Linked DNA regions of Mus musculus: region 1 is linked to region 2. Evidence: chromatin loops called from intact Hi-C (ENCODE). Cell type or tissue: left cerebral cortex. All regions are shown on one strand.

Region 1 (2,500 bases), 95 kb after region 2:
TCTACTACCTGCACACACAGGCCCGTTGTGTGCCTACAGCAGGGAAGACTATATAGAGGTTCCGTTTGAGTCCCTCCCTGAGAGCCATTCTGGAGTCTTGTATGGCTATGACGGGTAGGCTCTCTAAGCCTCAGTTTCCCTAACTATAAAACAAGAATGACAACCCCTAGCTTTCGTAGGGGTTTAGTGACACACTGATGGGTGTATGACAAACCCTAGGTAGTGGCAGCGCCTGGGTAACAGAAGGATTATGTACAGCACTCCTAGGAAGCACTGCAAAGCCCTGGCCACGCCCATGATGAAATGGAGCCCATAGGGGCAGGCTTACCCAGCCACAACCGGTCAGAATCTGGGGTGGAGCTGAGGCTGCCAGGCTGGCCAGTCACAAGCACCAGGCCTGGTCTCCAAGCACTTGGAGGCCTTCCAGAAAGTTTGACATACAAGAAAACACTGTGTTCAGAATACAAAAGGAAAACAAGAAAAACCAAAATATATCAAGATGTAATCAACTGTCTATAGAAACTAATATAATGTCAATATTATTTTTAAATTTAAAAATAAATCAGTTCATTGTATCTGTGAATGATTTGTGGAGTGGAGGGTCTGTCCCTGGACACATATCACTGTGGGGTCCTCCTTCTTGGAGGTCAGACATGAACCAGAGGGGCTGTGCTCTGCTCTGTGTGTGCGACGGATGGGAGTCAGCACTGCTATCAAACAAGGCTTCCTGTGTGCCTGGGAGGAATCACAGGCTTTGGAGGAAGAGATGGCATGAATAGGGACTTGGGGTCCTTATTACCTCCTCCAGCTTCCTCTGCACATCCTAACAGCACCTGGCCCATAGAGGCCATAGAACCTCTTAATCAAGGGTGCAGTTAGCTCCTCCCAAACCCTACCTGTGAAAAGTACCCAGTTCTAGCCTGGACTCTTCCTCCTGGCCTCCCAGAGCTTCCAGGACATGTCTTCCTTGCTCTCTGCTATTACTGTGCCAGCTATAGACCCCTCTGGGCCCTGCACCCATCTTCAGGATCTTGAAAACTACGCATGGCTACTAGATCTATCCGTGTTGGGATTCTGTCTGGAATTAGGGTGCCAGTTACAGACTCCTGCATGGGAACACACACACACACACACACACACACACACACACACACACACACACACCCCTGAAGAGGCATGAACTGCCCCCTGGTGGCAACTAGGGGCTGAACTAGAATTCTGGCTGGTCAAGGACAGAGAAAGGAGAGGAAAATCAGACTTCAAATTCATGCTTCACGTGGCCGCAAGAGCCATCCTAACCACAGGACACCAAAAGTCCTTCAGAGTCCCATGTCCTGCCACATGCCCCAGGGTCACTATATGTCTGACTTATGGCTACTTTTTCTCCACTCAGCCTAGAACTCAGCTGAGAATGCAGTGGAAATACCATGCTGCCTTCCATCCAGGGCTACCCTGGGCTCCTTGCTGCCTTCCATCCAGGGCTACCCTGGGCTCCTTGGAGTAGGCAGATAGGGATGGAAGACAAGTTAGTTATTCAAATGAGCTTCAAGCAAGGGGCCTATGCATCAAAGCAACCTCTAAAATCTCACGTGCACAGGTGGAACTCCCTATAAGCATTTCAGTGGGCACTGAGTAGTCCCCTATGGAGGTGACAAAGTGGGACTCTACAGTGATTTAAATGAGACTGTCCCCTACAGTCTCAGATGTGTGAACACTTGGTCCCTAGATGGTGGCATTGTGTGGGAAGGTCTTGTGTGTAGCCTTGTATGTTACTGAGGTGGGCTTTGGAAGTTTATAGTCTTGACTCATGTCCAATTCTCTCTCTCTCTCTCTCTCTCTCTCTCTCTCTCTCTCTCTCTCTCTCTCTCTCTCTCCTTCATACTGTGATAAAGGATGTACGCCTTTGGAGTTCTGTCCTGACACCATGCCTGTCATTTCCGCCATTCTTCCACACCATGATGGATTCATTCCTCTGGAACCCTTAAGCCCAAATCAACTGTCTTCTGTAATCTGACTCGGTCATGGTGTTTTATCATAGCAACAGAAAAGTAGCTAATACACCAGACATGAACCTAGAGGTGGTTTCCTCTTCCTTCTCCCCATGCTATCACCCAAGACCAGGCATAGCAACCTGTGCTCTAGACCCATCCTCAGCTTGCCAGGTTCTCCTAGGCAGAGCTGTAGGCAGTGTGATCCCTGAGTTCCTGTGGGCTCCTGCATGCCACTGCAATCTGAGGTAGGAATTTTGGAGATGGCTGAGGGTCCCTTCCCAGGGCTATGAGAGTAGCCGGAGACCAGTGAGAACCCTGCTGCCAGCTGCCAAATGTAGTGAGGTTGTCATAAGCTGGCACAACCCCCAAATTCCAAGGATGGATACCAGCACAACTTGCTCGGATCGGTTCTCGAGTTTTTCACTTCACTGGCCACTTCTGCGTCTACCTCTTGATGGATTCTCCTTGAGGCCCGCAGCTCAAGCTCAGCTGCTGTGTGACCTTCATGA
Region 2 (2,500 bases):
AGCATGTACAAATGTACATATTTACATCCCAAACAGGAAACAATCCCAAATAGATTGATAAAGGAATTCATGAACTGTGATGCACAGACTGAATGGAATACTGCTCAGCAATAAAAAAGAACAAAGTATCAAAACACAAATCAACATGCATGAATCTGAATATAATAAGTCTGCCAAACAGGTCAGAAGAAAAGGAAACACTATGTGACTCCATCAATATGAGCTTCCTGGAAATGTAAGTGATCTATAGTGACAAAACTGGGACACACACATAGGTTGAGGGGAGACATTGTTAGGGGTAACAAAGATATTCCAGGTCATAGCTATGGTCACTATTTTGATTGTCAGGAAAGTTTCATGGTTGAATGTATACATCACAATTCATCAAACTGTTTGTAACATATGAAGTTTCTGGTATATTAAATTTGCCTCAATAATGCTATTAAAAATGGAAAAAATAGCTTCTTTCCTTTCTGCTGGGTGCCATCTGCTTCCTGTTGAAATGGGCAAGTCCATGAAACTGAGGAAAGTGATGCTGATCCTAGCTGGACACTACTCTGGACGAAAAGCCATCATCATGAAGAACACTGATGAGGGCACCTCAGACCGCCCTTACAGCCATGCCCTGGTAGCTGGAATTGACCGCTATCCCTGAAAAGTGACAGCTGCCATGATCAAGTCCTTTGTGAAAGTTTGTAACTACAACCAGCTCATGCCCATGAGGTACTCTGGATATCCCCTTGGGTAGGACTGTTGTCAACAAGGGTGTATTCAGAGACCCAGCTTTGAAACACAAGGTCAGGAGGGAGTCAGGTTTGAGGAGTGATACAAGATAGTTTTTCCAGAAGCTTTGCTTTTAGGTATATTTTTGTTTTCGTCATTAAAAAAATTTTTTTTAATTTTAAAAATGAAAAAAAAATGTGAGTTTTTGCTCCTGGTAAGATATAGTGAGATACAGTGAATACATTCCACTGAATACAGCTATGAAAACTAGACAGTATGCTGATAAATTAGAGCAGGACACAGACTAGAGAAGCAGACCAGAACCCGAAACATTCCCAAACATGCAGCAAGTCTATCATTTGTTCCCCTCGAGCATCGGGATGCTTGGTACTCTACGTATGATTAGTGGCAGAGAGTCCAGTAACTCCAGATTATTAACACCTCAGGTTTCTGGTTAGAAGACCAAGAAAAGAGATCGCCAAAGATCCAGAAACAATGAGAGAAACCCCAGAAAGACAGCAGCTCAAAAAAAAAAAAAAAAAGAACCCTAGATCAGCTGTACCTGTCTAGGCTCATTCAATCCTGTTTGGTTAATTCCTAGATTGACCACTGGGTGGCTGTCATGTGAAACTTTCTAAATGGTGCCTCAAAGACTGAGAGCAGGATAAAGTGGCACCACAGCCACCAGAACTTGAAAAAGCATAACCAGGCCACTGGAACTAAAACAAAAGCATCACCATTTTAGTGGATTTTCAAAATAAGACTCAAACTTTGCAAATGTCTAGCAAATAACCTCAAATTCCCTGGCACAAAGAAGTAGGAAAATCTCAAGTCACATGGGGAAAAAAAAAAAAAAAAACAACCCAAAGATGCAGCACCAAGACCATACAAATGGTTTGTCTTTTCTCCTCTCCCTCTCCCTCTATATCTCCCTCTCTCAATGGCCTCACTACATAGCTCTGGCTGTCCTGGAACTCACTCTGTAGACCAGATTGGCTTCAAACTCATAGAGATCTGCCTGCCTCTGCCTCCCTGTGCTGGGATTAAAGGCGTGAGCCACCAGGCCTGGCAACATTTTCTAACCACACTTTTAAACAGCTACTGTAAAAAAAAAATGTGCCAATGTGATTATGTTACATACAATGATGAAATTTCAGCACAATCAATTAAAAATCAATGTTTTTGTAATTTTGAATAAACCATAACCTATTATTACTTCATTGAAATGTCAAAATATGGAAAAAGATGCAGGGGAACCAAAAGACAAAGCACTTTACACTTTCTGTCACTAGAAGCAGAGTCACACAGAAATGGGTAGAAATGACTTCAGCTGGTAGCAGAGACTTTCTCTTGGGAGGGATATATGTGAAAAAAAAAACAAATTTCTGAAACTATTGCAGTTACAACTGATTTTTTAAAATATTAGTCAGTGACTTCAGAATTAGTGAAGCAGTTAAGAACATTTATTGACTGACAAAGATCAACAAAATAACTGACAACAAATGCTGGAGAGGACATGGAGGGGAAGGGAACCTTTGTTCACTGTTGGGATTGCAAATTGGTCCAGCCTCTGGAAATCAACGTGGAGAACCTCAATAAGCTAAAATTAATCTGTCACATGACTCAGCTATACTAACTCTAGGCATATGCCCAAAGGACTCAACAGTCTCCTCCACAGACACTTGCTCAGCCATGCTCACTGTGGCTCTAGTCACCGTAACTAGGAAATAGATACAGTCTAAATGCTGTTCAGGTGATGAAGAGACAATAAAATGTA

Evidence for each region. A loop is a pair of places that touch in the nucleus more often than their neighbours do. Peaks named below come from ENCODE experiments on the same cell type or tissue, not always from the same donor. Only the 100,000 strongest peaks of a DNase experiment are listed, where the experiment ranks them.
Region 1: it touches region 2 in a loop (4-fold over the local background); 9 of 42 quality-filtered maps call a loop at or near these places.

What each region holds. Positions count from the first base shown.
Region 1 is chr5:34,190,876-34,193,375 of GRCm38, forward strand. No RefSeq gene overlaps it. Among named protein-coding and RNA genes, the nearest start is that of Mxd4, 4.4 kb to the left of the region's middle. In left cerebral cortex, a CTCF peak has its summit at 1,208 (motif pointing left); DNase peaks (open chromatin) are centred at 346 and 1,118; H3K27ac peaks cover 454 bases.
Region 2 is chr5:34,096,202-34,098,701 of GRCm38, forward strand. The region is part of intron 15 of Poln (DNA polymerase N); the gene reads right to left. Among named protein-coding and RNA genes, the nearest start is that of 4930557J02Rik, 21 kb to the right of the region's middle. In left cerebral cortex, a CTCF peak has its summit at 1,332 (motif pointing right); a DNase peak (open chromatin) is centred at 1,344.